Regions from separate parts of the Mus musculus genome. Here regions 2 and 3 are each linked to region 1. Evidence: chromatin loops called from intact Hi-C (ENCODE). Cell type or tissue: left cerebral cortex. All regions are shown on one strand.

What was found. Hi-C counts contacts between places; a loop is a spot of excess contacts. Peaks named below come from ENCODE experiments on the same cell type or tissue, not always from the same donor. Only the 100,000 strongest peaks of a DNase experiment are listed, where the experiment ranks them.
Region 2: it touches region 1 in a loop (2.9-fold over the local background); 2 of 42 quality-filtered maps call a loop at or near these places.
Region 3: it touches region 1 in a loop (7-fold over the local background); 3 of 42 quality-filtered maps call a loop at or near these places.

What each region holds. Positions count from the first base shown.
Region 1 is chr2:13,006,389-13,014,388 of GRCm38, reverse strand. C1ql3 (C1q-like 3) reads left to right here and starts at 3,525. Exons shown (of 2, transcript NM_153155.2): 1 at 3,525-4,129. The coding sequence starts at 3,542. In left cerebral cortex, CTCF peaks have their summits at 2,499 (motif pointing left), 3,499 (motif pointing right) and 5,745 (motif pointing right); DNase peaks (open chromatin) are centred at 4,132, 4,509, 5,101, 5,896 and 3 more places; H3K4me3 peaks cover 5,199 bases; H3K27ac peaks cover 2,620 bases.
Region 2 is chr2:12,455,661-12,463,660 of GRCm38, reverse strand. No RefSeq gene overlaps it. Among named protein-coding and RNA genes, the nearest start is that of Mindy3, 40 kb to the right of the region's middle. In left cerebral cortex, a CTCF peak has its summit at 3,741 (motif pointing left); DNase peaks (open chromatin) are centred at 7,444 and 7,740.
Region 3 is chr2:12,774,054-12,782,053 of GRCm38, reverse strand. No RefSeq gene overlaps it. Among named protein-coding and RNA genes, the nearest start is that of Pter, 150 kb to the left of the region's middle. In left cerebral cortex, no CTCF peak of the experiment used is centred here; DNase peaks (open chromatin) are centred at 3,257, 4,160, 4,970 and 6,325; H3K27ac peaks cover 2,042 bases.

The DNA.
Region 1 (8,000 bases):
GTAATAGGAATGCCAGGCATGTTTTTGTTTTTGTTGTTTTGTTTCTTTTCTTCAGAAACAGCAGAAGGATGCTGTCCAAAAGAGACTCCATTGTCATTTTCAAGACCAATATCAGTTGTGAGAGAAAAATTGCTTTTCTCATGAGCACTAAAGAAAACTAAATATTTTTTAATTGACACATATTCTATTATTATATACATAAAGAAGATGAGTAATAAGCCACATCAGACGGTTTATTCAAACTGTCAGAAGAAAGGATGAAGCATGAGTAACTCTCCAGAGAAGCGTCTGCAAACTGGAGCAGTAGAAAATGACAGCAAGCAGCCATACGTTCGTTTACTACCAAGTCATCCCTGAGAACCTTACAGACACAAAGGCTGCTTCCCCTTCCAAGTTCATGGTGGGGTGTTTCTAGAAAAGAGGAAGGAGGGCAACAATTCCAACTTACTTCATGAAAAGCACAGAGTATGGGGTCAGCCTTGGGACTCTGGAGAGGATCCTGTCACTCTGAACAAGCAGCACTAGACAAACCCTAGCAGTCTTCCAGGATGTCAGGGCCCTTGCCTGAAATGTCAAATTTTGCATTGTCCTAAGAAGAGGTTAGTGGAGGAAAGCCCCCATCTTATTACTCCTCTCAGGTGGGGCTTGGTGCATTAATATTTTGTAGAGCTTATCCCAGCAGGGTCACCAATGGCCCTGATTCTCTGCACAGCTCTGGTTCTTCCTGCCTGTATGAGCAAGGTGAAAACTAATTTCTCAGGGTTGTCTTGACTCTAATATTTCACATTTGCATTGATGGGTTCACTCATAAAATACGCATCTTTCATAGGAAAACTCTTTGTGTTCTGGGCTTTTGATGAGCATTTATTTATTGCTATTAAACAAAAACCTTTTCACCCCCTTCTACCAAACTCTTCTTAGTAATGAAAAGGCTCCGTGGACTGAGATATCCAGGAACAGGATAGAAGGTTCTGTTGCATTAGTATATTTCCTTCCATTATGGACATCACAAGCTTACCATTTTCTCACCTCAGAGAAAGTTCTCTGAGAAATAACTCAGAAGGTGTTAGAAAGGTAGGTGTTGATATTATGATCTGGAATGTTTGTTCTCCATGCTAGCCAGTGGGGGGAAAAATACAGAAACCAGGTAGTTCACATGAGCAAAACTGTACAGAATATATGTGTCAAATGTATCCTAAAACAAAAGCTAAGGTTTTGAGGGACGGAGGGGTCATTCCTCATTACCAGTGGCTAGAGCCCCACTTCCTTAGTGTTGACTCTCTCTCAGTTGCTGACATTCCTCTCCAGGAAGCCAATGAAGGTTTCTATGTCTGCCCACTTGACTTTGCTTTGAATCAGAGAAGGAACTTAACTGTTGGGATGGGGCACAGTGCAGAGGGGCTGTGGAATCTTGAAGGAGATACCTTGCTGTGGAGCCTACAGGCAAGACCAGAGTCTGCTGATAGTTACCTAGCATGTACTACTTGCTTGTTATATTATTATTTGTTCCTGCTCCTTATTTCAGATTCTCACCCCGTTGTAATAAGTAACTGTCTTCCCAGCCATCGTTCCGTATTGACAAGTAAATGTCATCCACGTTTGATTGACATCTATTGCTCCTGAATGCAAAAGTGTGATTTAGGAAACCAATTCTACTTACTTATTTAAACCCTTCTTATATGTCAAATGTATTTGCCAGTGGGGTAACTCCCCTAATACTCACTCTGGGGCCCCTCTATTAGTATTCTAAATTCAAGTGGTTTCTTCTTCCAGCTCTTCCACTGTTAGGGGTGGTGGCTGTTCTTTGTCATAATTTCCCTATTTTCCCTCCCCTAATGCATATCTGGGAAATCTGCTATGGTACCTACAGAAAGAACTCTGTCTCATGAAAACCAGCACTTTCGCAAATACCACTTGCTTTATTGTAAGACCTTCAAAGGCCTTTGGACAAGGGATGACTTCTCCTGCACGCTGCATTTTTAAGCAAATGCAACTTCAAGTCCAATGATGGTGTCTCCTGAAGGGCTCTGCAACTGGAAGCCTCTGAGTCAAATGCACATGCATGCTCAAGCCCTTGGCACTTGTGAAAAGAACCAGCCCTCCTCCTTTTGGGCGGTGGGCAAGTTCATTTAAATCAAGAAATGTCCTTTGGTTTTTAAGTACACGTCACTGTTCTCATCTTATTTCATCTAGAAGGCTATGGAAGCAAATGCTAAGGTTAAAAAAAAAAGCACGCACATCTACTGTCTGGAAAATTGGAGAGAGCCCTCCTTATGTTAAAAGTGGCATTTTGAAAAACACCTGAAGCACTGATTGTGGATGAGCCAGAGGAGAAATGTTGTCATCAAACCTCCCTCCTTTCAACCTTCACTTCCACCTCCAACAAGAGCTGTTGGCACTGGGGAAATAGATTTAGGTGTGACCCTTGAGTCCTGAGAGCAGTTGCGCAGCTGTCTCCCTCCCCCTAGTATGACCAGCTAGGGCGCTGCCATCGTCTGGGCTAGACAAGGAAGTATTCAGGGTTTCACTGTTCATCCCTTGCTGAGAGGGGGGAGAGGCCGAAAAAAAAAAATCCCACATTGTCAGAGTAATGCCAAACTCTGTGTGAGTGGGATGAGCAGAGCAGATGCTGCAGAGAGATGCCAAAGCGGCTCCCCTTCCTCTGTGCCTTGGGTTCCTATAAATTGCTCCGGCGCGCGTTTGTCAGCCTCCTCTTCTCCTGGCAGGTGGTACCCAGGCAGAATTCTGCGTTCAGCTCTCTCGTTCAGCTTTTCGGCGGCGAGGCTCTCGATGCTGCTGGCTAGCTCCTATCTCCTCTGTCCCTGAGCTTCTCTGAGCCGCGGATCCTGCGAATTGCCATTGCTCCGCGCATCTCAGGGGCCTCCCGACCCCAAGCAACCGCAGCCCTCTAGGGTTGGGGGGTGCGTTTCTGTTGGAGTTGCAGGAGAAAAAGAAAGAAAGAAAGAAAGAAAAAAAAAAGAGACAAGGACAGACGAACCAAGCCAACAAAAGAAAAGCAAGAAGCAGAAAAAAAAAAAAGGGCAACTTCAGACAGAAAGTTGGTGAGAACTGGCGCAGTCTGCAAAAAAGGAAAAGTCGATCACGGGCAGCAGCGGCATAAAAGTGTGAGCTGCTCCGGACGAGCGCAGCAGGCGGCAGCTGGCTTTGCCCTCCGGGTGGCCGCTCCGGCACCCGCCGCAGCCACAGGTGCGAAGGGGCTGGCAGGAGGCGAGAGGGCGCCCTGAGCACCCCTCCCCCCAACCCCCACCCCCAGCTCGGGACTTCAGTTCAAGTCACTTGGCGCCCCAGCTCCCTCCCTAGCCGCAGCCTCAGCGGGGGGGAGCAGGAGCCGGTCAAGAGCGACCGGCGCGCGCCCGCCCAGGGGAGTTGGGGTTCGAAGGGGGATTGTTTTCGGCTCTGAAGAGGTCCCCGCCCAACCTTCAAAATTTTGTCCAAAAGCAGACAAGAGGATCGGCCCGCGCTGAGCCGGCTCGTGGGCAGCAGGAGGCGCCTGATCGCCGCCGGGGCGCTGGGGGTGGTGATGGTGCTTCTGCTGGTCATCCTCATCCCGGTGCTGGTGAGCTCGGCCGGCACGTCGGCTCACTACGAGATGCTGGGCACCTGCCGCATGGTCTGCGACCCCTATGGGGGCACCAAGGCTCCCAGCACCGCCGCCACTCCGGACCGGGGCCTTATGCAGTCCCTGCCCACTTTCATCCAGGGTCCCAAAGGCGAGGCCGGTAGGCCGGGGAAGGCAGGCCCGCGTGGGCCCCCGGGAGAGCCCGGACCGCCGGGCCCCGTGGGGCCCCCGGGCGAGAAGGGAGAGCCGGGTCGCCAAGGCTTGCCCGGCCCGCCTGGGGCGCCCGGCCTGAACGCGGCCGGGGCTATCAGTGCAGCCACCTATAGCACGGTGCCCAAGATCGCCTTTTACGCTGGCCTCAAACGGCAGCACGAAGGCTACGAGGTGCTCAAGTTCGACGACGTGGTAACCAATCTCGGAAACCACTATGATCCCACCACGGGCAAGTTCACCTGCTCCATACCGGGTATCTACTTCTTCACCTACCACGTCCTGATGCGCGGAGGGGACGGCACCAGCATGTGGGCTGATCTCTGCAAAAACAACCAGGTGAGCGCGGGCAGGCAGTGGGGAGGGCGGAGAAGGTGCTGACAAGAGGGAGGAGACCCCGGAAATGGGGGTGGGAGCCCGCGGAGGAAGGGTGCGGCAACCCGGCTCCCCGGGCTAAAGCGAGGGGGACTCTGTGACATGCTGGAAAGGCGGGGGTCATACGCAGAGGAGAGCGCCTTGCAGCCCAGACAAGGTAGTTTTAGGGTGCCAGAACCGTGCTCGGCGCGTGCAATTGAGAGCATAACCCTCGAGGGGCGAGAAACTGGGATCTTGGCCCCGGGGCCAACTCGTGAACTTGCAGCAACTGTCTTACAGCAGGCCGGGAATCCCTGGTCTGTGGCATTATCTGCAGTTTAGAGTCGCTTCCAGCCTTTTTCTGAGAATGTAGAAGGTTTCAGAAGCCCGAAATGGGCGTGTCAGGGCTCCAGATTCAGAGGAGATAGACCAGCATTCCGGGGAGGATGGAAGGACCCCAAGAGCGAGTCTCAGACAAGGCTGCCCAGGGCTCAGACAGCACTCTGCCGCGCGCATGTAATGGCATGGCCTTTGAGAGGCTTTGGGCGGTGAAACTCAATAGTCACTTTACACTCCAGTTAGTTTCCAAAGGAAGAACTGCTGGGAACAGAAAAAGTTGCATTTACACTGTAACAGTATAGCAGCTGGCATGCAAACACAGGAACCCCCACTCTTGGAGTAGGAAAAGGAACAAGAAAGTGGTCCGGGAAGTTGCCGGGTCAGAGCTCAGCCCTTTCACCACCCACTATCTCCAGGGCAGCGCGGCAGAGGCCCTTCCTAATCCTAGCCTACTTGATCACAGCTGCCTTGCCTGGCTTTGCATTGGCTGCAAAATAGCCTCATATGAGCCTGAATCAGGACCTGCTCTTCAGAGCTGGTAGGTGGTGCCACAAGGAACACTGGCTTGCAGTGCGGGCCAGGACTACTTTGCCTTTGTTAGAGTCAAGTCAGTGCAAAACCGAAGCATCTTTGTTCTTGTAGCCGCAGGGAGAAAATACACTTCTAACTACCTAAAAGTGTAATCAGACCTTCTGCACAGTCCAAGTAGCAGGCACCCGGTGGTGAGGCCTTCGTACTGGTAGCCAACTGTGCTAGCTGAGTTCCTGAGCCCTACACTTTGCTTACTGACCAACAAGAAGAAAGATCCCGCGTCCCTGTCATCACCTTCAAGATACCTCGTTTCACGCAGTAATTTTGACTTATCAAGGGCCGGCGTGCTCTAGGTCTTTGGTCCCCTGAAAATTCAGATATTATCTAGACGCAATTTTCTACTGAGCACCTTTAGGGCTTTCTTTCTTTCTTTCTTTCTTTCTTTCTTTCTTTCTTTCTTTCTTTCTTTCTTTCTTTCTTTCTTTCTTTCTTTCTTTTCCTTCCTTCCTTCCTTCCTTCCTTCCTTCCTTCCTTCCTTCCTTCCTTTTACTCAAGACTCATTTTAGTGTCAGATTTTTTCCAAAGGTAAAAGATGAATGTCCTAATTATGATACACTTTTAAAAGGTATCTTCTTTTCTGCAAATCCCTTCAAAGAACACCCAGGACACTAGGAATAATACAAAATTTAAAAAAAAATTAAAAATGAAAAAAAAATAAAAAGAAAACATGGCCACCAGGAGGCACTGGCAGGGTTGTTCATTACAGTTATTATGCATGAAAGCAGTATTAAGAGAAATAAAAATTGTTCCCTGGACAATGGGCTAGGTAGTTGCAGGAATGTGGCTACAAAGGACATGACTCACTATACGAAAATAGATGTGCTGTGTCTGGCTGACCAAATAACTTATGAAGTGGCCCCCAGCAGGTAGCTCTCAGACTCAAAAGTTAGGTCTGTAAAACACTACTATACTAAAAATATGTTTTTAGAGTCACTCATTAAAATGTACAAATGGTCTCATTTTGTCAACAATATAGAAATGGTAATTTAAAAAAGAGCTGGAGATTGCAAATGTAAGAAGCCTTAGGAAGAAGCGCAACAGAGTCAGACATTGGTAGTTAGATTGTAAAGTCTATGCATGTAGCAGCGAGTAGAAGTCCTCAGAATATGAGTTCTAAAATTAAAAGGTACATGTGTTTTCTTTTTAAGCCATTTCATTAGGGCATAAGCTGCTTCCTGTAACACTTGAACATTCAGGTCTATGGGAATCAGGAAAGCACCTGGGTAAAACCCCTCTGATGCTCGTCATTGGCTGCTTGTCTCAAAAAAAAAAGTGGGTAATAGGTAATTCAGAAAAATATATGAAGAGTGGTAAACAGCAGCATGCATCCGAGTTCAGTGTGGATCATCTTAGAAAGTGGTTATTGTGATATTACAGCTAAGGAGTTTTGTCTTTAGAATAAAACACTTTTGTAAAGTCTGGCTGCAGCCAGTGCCAAGTGGAAAATCTTGTGTAAAAAAAAATCTTTTTAATTAATTTTAAAATAAATACTTTATTCTTGATTTTCAGTCATAGTCTGTATGCTTGTTTATTAGTCACAGTTTCCCCCTCTGAGATAACTTAATTTGTTTTTATAAAACATCAACTCAGAGATCCGTGCCAGAGTGATGTTCTGTGGATTAGGTGAATTTTGAGAAGCACAGATATTAACAATGAGGGAGGAATGCAGTGTTTCAATCTCGGAGGGAGCAATGTCTCTGGACCACAACCATATGAGTGCCATTTTATTTATGCTTTGTGTTGAATGGAGGGTCACAGATGGAAACATCAAAGGGCAATAAATTAACCTGATGTACCACTTAACCTTTTGTTTATGGTTCCACTGGAGTACAATGAAAATCAAATTTCCAGAACATCAGCAACGATTAATTCAATTAGTAAATGTTGCCATAAATATTTTGTACAATGATAATCCCTCAGTAATAAGACAATGCTAAAACTATACAGCTTACAATATTCTTACAAACATATCACTCACTATAAAGCAGTACATAACCCCCATGCAACCATTAGCTACACTTCATCATATCATTTGTTGAAAGCCCATCACAGTGCATATGAAAGGTAAAAATGGAGCTCAAATAACTTTACATAAATACAGGAAAAATTTCTAATGCTTGGATACTTGTAGTTAAAAACCTGAAGGAATAGTTTCTGAGCACAGTTACGATAATGTCATTACAGTAAACCACCATAATAAAAACTAAATTGCCAGAAAATGAGTCATATACAATAATTAGTGATAAGCCTTTCACTTAGAATTTATTAGTTATGGTAACAATGGATGTGAACAACACTGGAAAGAGTAATACTGTGGGATTTTATATTTATTTTTCAGAAAGAGTGATGATGTGCTATATCAAATTAGTATTCTCTTTAAAAGCAGAGAAATGCATACTGAAGATAAAGCCAAGAAACTATATAGTTAACATTCTAAAAAAGATACTAAAGTGAATTTAGGAAGAAGTAGGTATATTGGGCCAGAAAAGGATGCATTATACTCCCCCGACAAAATGTGGAAATCGGTGCACATTTAGGAATCTGAAAATAGCCTTCAAGGCGAACACATTACCTTCCTCAATAGTTTGATGGCTTCGAGGAAGAATTGCTGAAGTCAGTGGGATAGATATCAGAGCTTGAAATTCCACGTCCCATTATACTCTTAGAGTGTGATGGGTGGACAGGCTACTGACATCACGGCCACTGGCAGATGGTGGGTATTTAACTGGGAAGGTCCTCGACTGTCACATAGGTTCGAATGTTAGGAAATTGCTTTCTATGATAAAGCTACCACACTGGTTTTATTCAACAAAGGAAATAAGAAGTGCAAAGGATAACCTTCTAGTGTGTGGATTCACACCAATGCATTAGCAGGTTTCTCTGGTTGTGCTTTCTGGACTCAAAATGGCAACACTTACTTCATTTA
Region 2 (8,000 bases), 550 kb after region 1:
TGTGACCAACAGTCCCTACAGAATTGTTTCAAATTTATTCTTCTAAGTTAAATCTAAGAAAGAAGAAATCTGGCACCTTTTCATCAGGTGAACAGCTGGGTTCATTTTGAACAGGTAAAACGTAAATACCTGATATTTTAAATATTTAATGACCACCAGGAATAATGTCGAAATACATTATCCTATTGTAACAAAGTACAAAGAACATGGAAAGTAGTTGGAAGGACTAAGGTCTACAAAATTGCACATGTTTAAGGAGGGAAAAAGCAGCCATGATGGGATATGTTCAATTTGGGATCAGAAGTTCTAATTTTTGTTTATATTGAAATTTGATTCATTTAAAATTATTTTGTTGAAAGTGCACATTTAAAAATGTGTCCGATAGATAATATACATGAAATATGGTTAAGAAACTGGTAGAATGAACCTCATACTCTGAAAGCAAAATATAGCTATTTTAAAAATTGTGGTAATTAACTTCCTCAGTCCATCACTAGGAGAGGAGGAACAATCAGTAGGACCATGTTGAATCTGTCATTGATATCAGTTCTGGTGTCTGTGAAATGCCTCATGGAAGGCTGCTTCCCTACAGAAGGCTGCTTCCCTGCAGACCCTTCGCTGTTTCACTGGATCCACCTGGGGGACTGGTAGAGACAGACATGTACGTTGTAACCTCTAAATTTTCTATCTACCTCAACTCTTACTTGGAAATACATGGAGGAGCAGAGTCTGTCTTGCCAGGGTATGGGACATGATAAGTTTTGGCCTCCTTCACAGAGGACTATGGGCCATGAGACCATTTGCAGAAGAGGGCAGGGTATGGTAGAAGAGACAGGACTGGAAATATTTTCTAGATTAGGTGACTCAGTCATCTATGAAGTACCATCAACATTAAGTATTTTACACTTTCAAAATTCTTATCTAATTTGTAAAAATAACAGTACAGACTGGTATAAATTGTATGTCTTTGTCAAAAGTTCAAATTGTTTGTAGATTATAGTCACCTACAATTTTATATGTGTGTTGCCCATCGTGGGCTGTTGTTTTTTATTTGTATCTATTAATTTTAATTAGAAATTAATGTGAGAGGAACACATATGACTATGGTGCCCACAGAGGCAAGAAAGGAGCATCAGATCCCCCAGACTTGAAGTTGCATGAAGTTTTGAGCCGTATCAAGTGTTCTGAAAACAAATCCAGGTCCTGGGGAATAGCAGCAAGCCCTCTTAACTACTGTACCCTGTAGCTCTTTAAATCTGATTATATTGTTATATTTTTGTCTCTTTCTTAATACCAGTGTCATATCATGATGAGTATGATGGAACTTGGCCATGAAACTGTGTGACCTAAGACTTCCTACTGCCAAAGGAAGGCTTTGGGAATAGTGTAGTGATCATAGGTTGATAGGGCAAATTATGATAATAGCTATATTTTTTTCTAGATAAATAAATTAAGAAGTTTAAGAAATTTGTGGAGAAACCCAAGGATATTGCTTACTGACTGTGGTGGCTTAATAAGAATGGCCCCCATAAGCATGTTAGCATACTTCTGTTGCAGTTAATCTCTCCAACCAAAATATGCCCGGCAACAAAAACACAACACAGTTAATATGATCACATGCTGTGTGCCTAGATTGGGCAGATCTACCGCTACACTACCATCTTCCACAAGTTATGAGACCCCTTAGAACCCCTTAGAACTTGCAGTTTCTCCAGGCCATGTGCTTCTGCTCTGCTTTTCTCCTTCTTCCTCCTCCTCTGCACCCTTTCCCTCTTCCATTTTCTCCTTCTTCTCTCCCTGCCTTCCTCTCCACCTTCCCTTTTATCTGCCCAATCATCAGCTCTCCTTTATTTTACAAATTAGGATGGGAAGCAGGTTTACAGGAAATCACCTAAATGCTGACTCATTCCTTGTTCTCAACCACTCACAGAATGGAATTAACATCAAATATAACTAGTCCCAGGACTATCCACAACATACTTCCTTCAAGTTGATGAACTGTTTGGAAAGAATAAGGAGGTGTGGTCTTATTGGACTAAATGTGTCCTTGTTATAAGAGGTATGTCTCTGTAGGTAGTGGGCTTTGAGGTTTCAACAACCCACGCAAATAGAGTTTCTGCCTCTCTGTCTCTCTGCCTTTATCTCTCTGCCTATTGTTTTCAAATCAGGATATAAAGCTCTTAGCTACTTCTGCCTACATGCTGCCCCACTCCCTTCCATGATGAAATTGACTAACCCTCTGAAACTGTAAACACAGCCACAATTAATTTTTTCTTTTTTTCTTCTTTTTTCTTCTTTTCTTTTCTTTTCTTTTCTTTCTCTCTCTGTCTTCCTTCCTTCCTTCCTTCCTTTCTTTCTTTCTTTCTTCCTTTCTTTCTTTCTTCCTTTCTTTCTTTCTTTCTTTCGAGTTGTCTTGGTCTTGTCTCTTCACAGGAATAAAACAGTACCTAAGACAGTGATAGAACACTTGCCTTGCAATCTCAATCCCTGATCATGCATATAAAAACCATGGAGTTCTACTGTGCTCTGATAGTAACTTGACTTACAGACATTTAAAATTAAGTACATGGGACATATTTATTTAAACAGGGCAGTACTTGGGCAATATTTTCATCTACTTTTCCCTTGTGTCAGAATAAACTCATTCTTAACAATGAATAGTATTGGTAGGATCCTTCTATAATTTTGTCTTAATTTCATGTGTGAAACATTTTTTATATGAAACATCTTTTATAACCACACTTTTTTTTTCTTGTAGAAGATCCGTAATCATTTTGCAAGAGAAGTTTCTTAACCCACATAATACTTCTTAACAACTCTGGGAGATATTTTAAGGCACTTAAATATCTTTTGATGTTCCCTCCAATTTTTATATTTAAATCCTTAAATTTCTACTTAGTACAGAATGCATTCTTTCTTACAAGAATTTTCTCTTTTAGAATGAATAAAAATTCACTATCAATACATTAAGGAAATATAAGTGACAATGATTCAAAAGAAACTATTGCATTCAAAAATAGCCCCATATCAGTCTGACCCTTTGATTTATTGAGCAACCACAATGAACTGACACAACATTCTATGATCATGAATATGAAAACCACAAGATTCTGCAGTCAGTGTGTTTAAAATTAATTATCAGGTTTACCAAACAAAGATGTAAATGTCAAGTTAAATATGAAGTCTAACAAATGTGCACATAAGCATGTCTTAACTATCTCAAGGCATATTACAATACTAAAAAAAGAACTATTTGGAAACCTATATTCCATCTAGAAGTTCCAGATGAAGGATTTTATAGAATGTCGAAATTTATTTATTTTTCTAATGGATATAAGACAACAGTAGCATTGAGCAATGAATTTAAGCATACTGTATAGAAGGGCAGCAGACCAGAAAGTCAAAAACAAACAAGGATCATATTGTTCAGAAAGATGCTGGTCACAGCTGGTCTCAGAGGGATAGAAGGCATAGGCAAAGGGAGAGGTCAGTAAAGGGCTCCAAATAACCTGCAATGGAATGTATTGTGCCGGAAAAGCAGCACACATAAAGCTTATGATCAAGCATAGCATGGACCATTTATTAATCCTCAAGTTTAATTTGTGAAAGAAAAATACACAAAAGTACACTTTCCATGAACTAATTACAAGTCCAAGTGTATGATGGTAACTGTGTTAGATGAATGAGATGTTATTTCTTGTAGAAGAGCTATTTATAGTAAGAGTTATTTCTCCCTCTACTGGTGATAAGAAGGAAATGCCTCTAGTGATAGGAAAGACAGGTGGTAAAGACTTAACATTTCATTTTTAAAACATTTGTTATTATTCATTTTTTTCTGGGAATACAGTGTTTTAACCTGAAAAAGCACTCATTCTTATAAACACCACAATCAAGAAATTGGTGAATGAAAATATACAATAAATTGGGGATACATTTAAAGCTGTTACATGCTACCTGTCAAGTTGCCTAAACAAAGCTCATTAGAGTCCTGGATTTTCTCCCCAAGGTTGTGTATTCCCTCCTGCATAATCTAACTGAATTTCCCCATGGAGAAAATGCAAACTCTGTTATTGAGCACATTTTCTAACTACCTAGGATAGAGCTATGTACACATAAATATGATTCATCCTGTGAGATTGAAAAAAAAAATGTTTCTAATCTCAAACCTGGAAAAGATAAGCATCACAAGAAAGGCTTAGCGATCTTCACTTGCAGCAGTTACCTCAGAGTGGCTGTTATCAAACCCATTTGGGGAGCACTTCTCCAATGCAAGCGCTCCTTAATAAATTAAAGCTTCTTACCTGCCAACTTATTGCTGAGCAGTTGATTGACTCCTAAGTACCCTCAATTCATTAGCACCACCTGTTTGACAAATGGAAATTGTTCCCTATTGTCTATTAGAGCAACTCTAAATCCTCTGTTAGATGTTATTCTCCTCACCAGCTGGGCATTCTCTCAGCTCACATCCCTACACAGGGTCCTGATTTCAGAAATGTGTCCCTCTCTTTGGCTCCTTCTTGCATCATATATATATATGAATGATTTCATCTTTTCCAAGACCTGCCTCAAGTTTCAGCACCTACCATATTAACTTCTCTGGCTGGCCATGATATTTCTCGCTATGTCCTATGTGTTCTTTGTAGTTTGGGCTTGCTCCTATAAGCTCTATAATACTTGCTTGACTCTTCTTAACGTATAGACTGATCATGTGTGCACATAACTTGGAGGGCTTACCATTGACCAGCCTTCTAAGCATACTGGTTCACTGTTAGCTCAACAGGTATGGATAAGACAGGTTGAAAAGTAGAAAGAAGACCAAAGAAGGACCGCAGAAATCAGTGACTTCACAATCCCCAATATTTCCCTTATGTATCCACTTCCTGATGCCATCCCTACAGTGTGTTCTATAAAGAGATCATCATTCCTTTCTGATCAAGAAACCATATAAAATATCCATAGCAACCACACAACATGCATACCCTTGGAAAAGTACCTTCTTGGTCTTGCCTTTTGATTGATGTGTAGCATAACCCTTACCTGGTGACAGCATAGTTGTTTGCATAGCCTACTCCATGGTCAGCTCTCCACACATCACAAGGTCTTGGCTGTTACCTAGAATTTATACATATTCTGACCTTCCATATAACCCCTGGGCTCTCACAAATCTTTGTACAGTCAACCTATTGATGAGTACTTATTCACTATCATCATAAATAGCCACTTTCAGTTTGTCTGATATGCCTAGTTCAAAGCTTTGAAAATGCAATAGGCTCAGCATATAACTATATTGTATTTAGGTTATCAAGATGCTGGTATATAATTCCTTCCCAAACATATCATCACATGTCTTATGAATGTTTTCTTAGAAATTTGGATGTCTCAAAATTCAAAATAGTTACATTTCTAGCCTTATGATTGACTAGTCAACCTAATAATAGCAGCATAAAGCATTAGAAAAGATAAATACATGTTAGCAAAAATTCTTTAGAATGCAACAAATATATATTCTTTGTATATACAGAAGAGGAAAAAAATCAAAAAGTCTTTAAAAATTCAAACTTTGGAACATATTTAACCAAGAACCAAGCAGAATATTAATTTAAAATACATATACTCCCCCCTGCAACTTTAAAGCATTCTCGCTTTAAAACTATCATGTTCACTTCTTGACATATATTTATTTCTGTCACTATGTCTTTGCTATTTATTATAAGATACACTAAGGTCTTAATGTCAGCCTGAACCCAACACAAAGAATGATACAGTAACAATTTGTGATCTGATTTGAAATGACTTTTCTAATCTGGCTAGCAAGCACTGGCTTGACTTAGGAGCAACTATAAATTAAATAGACAAGTAACTTAGCAAAAGGAGAGAAAGTCAAGTTCATGTAATGTATTTAACGTAATTGGAGAAGGACTGTAGAAGCCACCCACACTGTTGTAAAGCAAGTTGCTACAAACAGCAGCTTTAGACACTGTTTTGTCACATATTTGGTAGATCAGAAGTCTGGCGGACAGGTTGAGGGCTTTCAATCACCGAAGACTAAAATCAAGGTGTGAGCATCTCACACCTTGTTATTTGGTGGATCAGAAGGATCCATGCTGAAGCCCGTGCAGGTTAGTGGAAAGCCCCATTCCAGAAGTTAGCAGATCGTTCGTTGCTGGTTTTCAGGAGACAGTCTTGACTCTGATCGTATGTATCCTCACTATACAGGAAACAGCAGAAGAGCACCCATTCCTACTCCTTCCGCTTCTCTTTTCTGACTCTTTATCACTGGCTAAACGTAGCTTACAAGATGCTCCTTCTAACTGCAGGCTTTATCACCCGCGCACAAGTTCCAGAAGTAACAACTCTGAAACTGGATTATTTGTGAATAAATGCTTAAGCCAAACGATTTTTTTTTCTGCTCCCCGACTAGCTTGTAACTCAACCCCTTTACTCTATGGGATGAATGCCATAAGGCTGGTTACCGCTTCTGAGTTTAATACATCCGTTTCCCCAGAGCTTGGGGTGAATCTTTCCCACCTGATTCTATCCCAGAATTCCTTCTCTGTGTCGAAACTTCCACCTCCTTATTCCCTGCCTAGGCTAATAGGCCAACAGCATTTTATTGATAGGCGATACATTGCACAAAAGATTCTCTCTACAGCTCCTGTACAAGATCATACCCAGGCAGGCAATTTTACCTAGTCAGTATAACATAATCTATACATATCTCTCTATCAATAAAGTGGGAAAGACATTTAACTCTCTGCAGAGACTTCCCCATACCCCAAAAAAAGCAGGTGGCACAAAGGTGAAAGTGAGCTCTTTCATAGAATTGTTCATGTTGCGCGTGTCAAACAGATGATTCAGTTGATGGTTGTGGTTTTTATTTAAAAGCCCAAGCATCTATTTATTGAATAACAACTCCAAGTATGTACCCATGTTTTGTTTTTTGGTTTTTTGGTTTTTTTTTAATATTATATATCATAGGCACTCAGGTAACTTACTAATAACTTACTGTGGTGACTGGTGTAATACAGATGTGTAAGCACAATAGTTGCATAAAGAGGGGGAGAAACAGCTTTGAGTCTAAACATGGGAGCTAGGTGAGCAGAAACGGGAGACAGTGAGATCCAAATGGCAGTGGTCTTGCATGTCATGCTGGGTTTTTACTTTATTCTGTAATTGAAAAGACATGTTTATTATTCAGTAAAAGGAAGACACAAGATTTCTATAAACATCAGAAAGCTAGATTTAGCATTGTCAGTAGTAATAAACAGTGGTGCAATGGTACCCACAACATCTGCAGGCTGTTATTGGCCCTGCATTGGGAGGTGAGAACTTAATAAACCTAGTGGCTAAGCATGTTAACACAATTTTACCATCCCATAGGCACCAGAAAATCCGAGTCAGCCTGGGATCTCTTCCATCAGTCCTCTGTGACAACTTTCTAATTTGTTATAATCCACTGTGTCACACTTCCAAAATCCTGAGAGTTTCCCACTCACCCTCTGCCAGACTTTTCAACTCCTCACAAAAAATTTCCTTTATAGACCAGAGTTGAAGCTTTGCACACATTTAAAAAAAAAAAAAAAAAAAACCCTGCACCTTTTATGCTTGCTGTTGCTTCCTGAGAAAAGGTTACAGGAATTGCAAGTAAATTTTAATGAGTGAGCCTCTAAGTTCTCAGAACTGATTTATGTGAGGAAGCATTTGATATTCTGTAGAAAGTGCATGGTTGGCGTGAATTATCATGTAGATGTACACCCTTCAACATGCGTAGTCCTCTTGCTTTAAAGAGGAGCTTAGAATCATTTTTAAATGTCAGTGTTGGATCTGCGCTAACTACAAAGCGCTAAGCATTTATAATACTCAGTCTCTCTCTCTCAGTAATAGCTCATCACAAAGCTACTTCTTATCAAGGGAATATATTGCTTTAAAATGTAAACACATAGATTTTGTAAATTATTTCCTGATTAAGGTGAGGAGATCAAGTGACTGTTTCCATTCCT
Region 3 (8,000 bases), 230 kb after region 1:
GTGCAGCCTCAGTTGTAATTGATGGCCCAGGACTGAAGGGGTCATGCAAAGGAGTTGAGGCTTGGCACCATGAAGAGAGCCTATTAAAGGCTATTGTTGAGGCCAAGTTACAGTGAAAGACAGCAGTGTTTCGGAGATGCCAGGACCAAGAGATGAACACCAAGAACAGCAGCAGCAGTGGACTACAGGCAGCTGGAGCATAGAAGACAACGTGTGTGCTCCAAAGGGCATGGCTGGAGAAGTGACCCAAGCCCTTAGGGGAGCCCAGAAGATCATGAATTGGATCCCAGACACTGGACAGTTGGAGTTTAATTTTTGCTTTTGATTGTGACTGTGCCCTGATATTTTTCCCTCTTGAAGGAAGAAAATATTTTAGTGGATCCCACAGTTAAGAGACTTTTAATTATAAAAAGACTTTGGATTTTAAAAGATATTGGATATTTTTAAAGGATTGAACTTTTAATATATAAAGACTGTGGGACTTTTAAAGTTATTTAAGATCTTGGGGATGAATAAGAACTAAGGGTTGAGGCTTACTAGTGATGTGTTTGTGTGTCAAGTTGACAAGGGGTCAATCGTACTGGTTGGTTTTGGGTGTCAACTTGACACAGCTGGAGTTATCACAGAGAAAGGGGCATCAGTTGAGGAAATGCCTCCATGAGATCCAGCTGCAAGGCATTTTCTCAATTAGTGATCAAGGGGGAAGGGCCCCTTGTGGGTGGTACCATCTCTGGGCTGGTAGTCTTGGGTTCTATAAGAAAGCAAGCTGAGCAAGCCAGGGGAAGCAAGCCAGTAAAGAACATCCCTCCATGGCCTCTGCATCAGCTCCTGCTTCCTGACCTGCTTGAGTTCCAGTCCTGACTTCCTTTGGTGATGAACAGCAGTGTGGAAGTGTAAGCTGAATAAACCTTTCCTCCCCAACTTGCTTCTTGGTCATGATGTTTGTGCAGGAATAGAAACCCTGACTAAGACACTGTAGCTGCCAAAAACCATGCCCCTGCTAGTGCATGAGGCAAATCATAATCGCCTGTTATGAAGTAGCCTTTTATCCCACCTGTGGGATTAAAACAAAAATGTATTCATATAACATAACTAGGACTTTAAAGAAACTAAATTCTTACTATGTACTTTTAAAATAAAAAAAGAAAGGCCTTACTGCTGCTCAGCGGTGGCATGGGAAACCTGTCCAGGTCATGCAGTCCCAGGTCTCGAACCTTGAGCCTTCAAGCCCTTTGTCTTTCATGCACCAAACCTAATTCTGACGGGCACACTTGAGTTAGCAACAAGTGGAACCACAGAAGCCCAATGCAAAGTTACTACATTCAGGACTTCTTACTCAGAAACTCTCCTGGAACTATGGAGTAGGTCTTTGTTCCCATCTTGTCAGGTGTTGGGGCCTATGAAATGGGTTTTAAGGTCAGGGGTCTGTTACAGTCATATGCCCACTGTAAAACGACCCACTATCAGAAGTGAAATTATTATTGTTTGGTGATTTTTCTGTTGCTTTTTCTCTCTGCTGGAAGCTGGTTCGTATCACTCATCAGAATCCCACATACTTACCTCATGGTGATATACTTTATATACACATCATTTCACTATTGCTGTCATTTTTCTCTGGCTTCTGAAAAAATATTGCCACATTTTATTTAATTCACAATGCTGTTACAGTATTATCCAGTCTTCTGTTTCTTGCTCTTTTTCTTTTTCTGATTATATTTGATTGATTTTTTTTTTAAGACAGGGTTTCATTATGTAGACCTGGGTGGGTCTTGAACTTTTAGAGATTTTCTTGCCTCAGCCTCTAGAGTGCTGGGGATTACAGGCATGTATCACCACATTCAACTTCTGAGATTTTTAAAACCACAGCAATTTTGTTTTTGCTTATTTTGTATTGTTCCTTATTTTAGGGTATTTGCGCATGCAAATTTTCTCCTATGTTGAAGTGAACACTCAATGTAAAACGCACAACAGCCCTATGAGGTAAGTACCAGTGTCATCCACTTGACAAATGGAGAAATCATAACAACATAGTTTTATTAATTTATTGCTGACAGCAGCAGCTTGTAGAAAATGAAGCTGTGATTTAAAGTAGTGAAGCTCAGATCCTTAACTCTGCGTTGTCTAGGAAGAGGTGAAAAGTGACCTCAGGTTTTCCCAGGGGAGGGAGGAAGAAAAGAGAAGAAAAGAGAAGAGAAGAAAACTGACTAGATCATCCTCTTGTTCCCTGCAATGACAATCACATATAAGAAATGGATGCTAGTGAAAATCTCCACACAGAATCCTTGGATATTTTCCTCTCTTTGACTATTCATACCTTTCCCCGTGGCCTGCCCAACCCCAGCAATCACTTTAACCACAGTTCATGTTGTGAACCAAATTGACTTTACTTTCAGATACAGAGGCTATTGTTCAAATACTCCAGACATAGTTCACCAAGTGTACCAGAGAGGCCTGGATCTTGTGATGCTAACATGTTCCAAATGCTTCCAACAGTAACTTGTAGGAAAGTGAGTAAGACCACCATAAGGTCTCAACCAGCAGTTCTCTCTCATGCAATGCATTTTTTTCTACATTAAACATAGTAACTGACAGTGCTTGTCCATTCTGCTCAACTCTTTCAGGCCTCTAAGCTTCTAGTAGGAGATATTATATTGCCAATGAGAATCAAGTGTTCATTACTTCCAGTCCCTAAAAGGAACATACACTCTGGTGCCTGGTACCTGTTTCTCAGGTCTGATAAGACTAAGTGTGCTAGCTAGTTTATGTCAACTTCATATAAACTACAGAAGGAAGCCCAGATGAGAAAATGAAGATTGGGATATAGGCAAGCTTGGAGAGCATTTCTGTAATTCGTGACTGATGTGAGAAGACCTAGCTCATTGTGGATGGGGACACTCCTGCGCTGGTGATCCTGGGCTTTTAATAAAGCAAGACACAAAGAGCAAGGCAGTAAGAAGCATTCATTCATGGCTCCTGCATCATCTCCTGCCTCCAGATTCCTGCCCAGTTTGAGGTCTTGCCTTGGCTTTCCTGGTATACCATGAATCTGGATATATAGGGCAAATATACTCTTTCCTCCCCAGGTAGCTTTTAGTAATGGTGTTTCTTCAAAGCAGTAGAAACCCTAACACACCAAGAGAAAGATCAGAAATTCTTTGCTTAGTTTCTTCTGTCTGACCAACTTAAGGGCTTCTAACTTTGCACATAAGCAATCTGTGACCAGATGGCCCCAGGCCCCCATACTGCTCTATTTGCATAAGTTTCTCGAACTTTCTTTGCAGATCTAGAGTGTCCAGGACCAAGCATATGAGATAGTTTTGTCTTCTTTTTAAACATTCCATTTTAAGATGATTTGAGAAAAGTTGTGTCTAGGATATGTAGACACATTTATTCAAATTTGCTGTCTTGCCTAGAATTCTAAGTACCAAATTACAAGCTACCAAATGGAGAAAACCATAACTCTTAACAATTTTCCAGATACAATGTTGTCAACTGCCATGGCATTGTTGCATCTAGGTAATGAGAATGGATTTGGAGTTTTGGCAAGGCTGTTCATGGAAACCCCATCAATTCAACAGTAGACATTATTAGAGGAATTTGAAGGAGCAAATATGGGGATGCTGGTCTTATCAGAAATATACAAGGGGAAAACTAGCTTGAATTATCTGTAAACCACCTTCATTGATATCACTTCTCTGAGATGAGCAATTCTATTTAGAATGACGACTGCTCATCTTTCTACCCAGAGAATTATTTGATAGAAACATCAAGAAGTTGATGTAATATTTTAAATGATGCTCTGCTTTTTGAACTCTGAGCACTTCCAAGCACTGACACTATTCCCAGTGAACCCCAGAGCTAAAGTAACAATCACCTTGACGTTCTTACATGATGTGAAGACCTAAAGAAAGTTGAACACCTGGCTTGTACCTAAGAGGAGCCCTGAGAGCCAAGAAGCATGAAAATTGGAATTCTTGCTTCCTCTGTTGTCCTCTACAGTGTCTCTTGCCTCTTTGCTAAATATCAAAGATATTTATGCTTAAACAAATGTCTTCCTCTTAAGCATCCTCTCCTTCTGGCAGATAAGTCATCCTACTGAATTGGAGGCACTTTCCATGGCAACAGACCGTGATGTCAGAAGCAGCATGCCAAGCAATTAGATCTTGTAGGTGCCACAGTAGGAAATACTCAGCTCTGAGGATGATGGCAAGGCAGAGCTGCTGTAAGCCAGAAGGAAACTCAGCAGTCCTTGTGTCTAATGCTTTCTCTGAAAGGCCCAATGGCCAGAGGTGGTGGAAAGCAAATGAAGCTGGGTGAGAGTGAAAGAGGATTTCGAGACAAGACTTTAAAGGGGAAGTGCATTGAAGGAGATTTGTAGAGGGCCACAGCCAGATGGCTGGCAGTCGGCCATGATCCATAGCTTTGATGCTATGCAGGTGTTTTCTGAGGTGTTGAAGAGTAAAGCTCCAGAGACTCCCTGTCTCATTGAGAGGGACAAAGAGTCAGGACCTGGGGAAGGAATAGTCTGTTCTCCCACCTTGTGCAGCAGAAGTGTGGGGACTTTGGCAGTTAGACTGCTTTCAAGGAAAGAGCACCTTGACAACACCCACTGAGACCAAAGATCTGAGGGTACTCTAAGGGGGTGAATCAAGAGGAGGCAGTAGATGTTGTATCCCACTGTTGCTGATGTGAACAAAGGATCCAAGAGTATTATAAGACAAACTAAAAAAAAAAAAAAATCCCAGCCAATGTTTAGCAGGTCTTTATCAAATATACAAGAGTTTGAAACCAATACCTGTGAAATACCAGAGAAGTTTTTTTTTTTTAAATACACAGAGCAGTAATACAGTATGGATAAATTTGGACCACATATGGCTTCTTATGTAAAGGAAAATTTCTTCTCCTTTTAGTAACACATTGTCTGCTGCCTGTGATCAGCACCTCCTGCCATATGTTCCTTAAACAAGCGGCTGTGAGGCAAGAAGCAGCCCGGTAATTAAGATCAAATGAGCCAGATGAAGAAAAGGAGCTGGGTGAACCACATGCAGGCAGAAGCCAGTCTTTTTCATCTTGAAACAGGGCAAGACAGACAGACAGATGACAGACGCAGAAGAAGGAGGAATCTCAAGTCTTTGCCCATAGACATATTGCAGGCTTCAAATGCAGTCAGCCATCTCTGGATTGTCTCCAGAATTCATGCATTTGTTTTCAATTATTCCTAGTTCCATTGATTGCTTCTATTGAAGAACATGCTGTTTGTTGGAGGTCGAGGCTCTCCTATGGCCCACAGTTTATTTTTAATGACAAAATCAAAAATAACTTGAAACCTATTACAAAATAATTTGGATTGAGCCTTAAATCACTTTTGAAGATTCTTTGGCCTCTAATACATTGTAAACAGGGAAGTTGAGGTACAGAGAGTAAACAACTTTGAGTGGGTAACTTTCCTCTGGTTGCTGAATTAGAGTAAGAACACAGATTAGAAGCTGAGGTCTCTGAATTATGAGGTCTCACTCCATAATTCTCATGTTTTTGAATTTTTAAATTAGATATTGTCTTCATTTACATTTCAAATGCTACCCCCAAAGCCCCCTATACCCTCTCCCCCACCCTGCTCCATAATTCTCAAATTTGAGTGCACACTGAATGTCTTTAGAGGTCACTAGACATAGTACTGCAGTCTCCACTACTTGAAAAGCAAAGGAATGAGGGTTGCAAGTTCGAGGCTAGCCTGAGAGACTTAATAAAACATAAAATATATGGGCTAGATAAATGACTCAGTCAGGGAGAGTGCAAGTACTCTGCAGAGAGCCCAGGTTTTGTTTTAAGCCTCATTTAAGGAAGATCATGAACACCTTTATCTCCAACTCCAGGGATATCCAGTGCTATCTCCTTGCCTCTGCAGGTACCTACACACATACATGCAGATACATAATTAACAATAAAAACTGTGTGTGTGTGTGTGTGTGTGTGTGTGTGTGTGTGTGTGTGTGTGTGTGTACATGAACGAATTGGTAATATATCTCAGTAGGAAAGTGTTTGCCAGGAATTTCCAAAGCTGTGCATTCAGTCTGCAGTGCCAACAATGTAAAACCCCAAACAATCAAATAAGAACATGGAGGACTTCTTAACAGGCAGGTGAAATTTTCCCCTATACAAGAAAGGACTTCAAATACCCATTCCCACTGACATGATGGTCAAAGTTACTGTGAGACAGGAACTATGAGATGTGAATTCCATCCTCTAGTTTAGATAGGCTACATTCTACAGAAGTAGTATAGGAATCCTTGGGTTTCCATGGTGATGGCTCAGAGAATGCCATTTGTGTGCGATAAAACTCTCCAAAGAACCAGGTGGAAGAAATAAACCACAGAGGTCCAGGCAGCGAGTGCCATAGCAGCCTATTTTGCTTGCTAACAATCATGGAGAAAAACCAGTGGGGATTGTATTGCTTTTCACGGAGCTCCCAGTATTACAGGCTTCATCCATCGACATACAGCCTGTTGGTTGAGTGTGAACAGAAGGAAGTCAGCACACACTTATTTATCTGGTATGTGGGAAAGCTTCAGTCAATATAAATTTGCCCTGTTTTTCTAAGGGAACCACAGATTCTATATCAATAAAGCACTCCCAGAACTTGAGCAGTGCGAAGAACCAGGAGTTCAGGGCCAGGGTCAGCTACATAGCTAGTTCAAGACCAATTCTCTCTACCTGAGAGCTCATCTCAACAAAACCGGAAAAAAAAGCCACTCATAACTTAGAATATCATTAATTTTCCATCATGCATGTTTTCCAAATTTCTTTTCAAATAAAGAATCTAACAGAAATACCCAATAGTGAAATAGTAATGAGGCATGAATATACAGACCACAAGAGAATGAACCTATAACATGAAATCTGTTATTAAGGAAATGCAAATTTAAGCACTTAGGTCAGACATTTTGCCCACCATTTTCGCAAAACTTGAAAAAAAGACAAAATTTTTTAGGTATTTATAAAGATAGATATAAAGCTGGTCCTTTGTGCTCTTTGGGAGAAATTTTAGGCATTTGTAATATAAGTTTAGAAAGCAATGTCATTAACAATAAGTAGCAAGCCTCGTCCATTTGCTTACAACTTTGAATTGACTGTCCCATTTCTGTAAGTCAACTCTAAATCAGCAATAACATAAGAGCTACAAGATTTGTTTAAAAGAATTTGTCATGTTGTTACTTACACAAATACTTATGAATCCAACATAAGTACCCAACCACATAAAACAGTTAAATAGTACAGAGGCCTCTCTTTAAAAAAAATAATAACCCAAAAGTACTATTACTATAATACTCAAAAATCCTACTTCTGGATATATAATCAGGGGCATCAAAATTGGTATGGATAAGAGACATCCATATTTATTTAAGCACTATTTAAAATAATAAACCTAAGCATTCATTAAAATTAGCAAATAGGGGAAAACTAAATATATGGATAGTGGAAATATTTCAGATAGATACATAGATAGATAGATAGATAGATAGACAGACAGATTCATAAATACATACATACATACATACAGTCTTTAAAGAATTTCTACCTTGAACAATATGGGTCAGTATAGAGGAAATTATGGAAAGCAAAAGTAGGCAGGTATCATTTATGATCTCACTTTGTGACAAATATGTCAACATTATAGGAAGATGAAAAAATACTAGACATAAAGAAATATGTATTTTTCCATCCTTTATGCAATAAAACACATTTTTGTTTTTGTTCTGTTCTGTTGATAGTACCAGAGAATTGAACCCAGGTCCTCATGGATGTTAGACATGTCCTTTGAACCATGCCACTGGTTTCTAAAAGCAAACAAACAAACAAACAAACCATACCATACTACTTATGGTTTAAAATGTGGTTGGAAAAAATATCTCATTACATGAAATGCTCTGTACTGAAATGTTGTACTGGAATGCTATGGAACAATTAAAAATACAAAGTTATAGTCATGATATAGCATAATG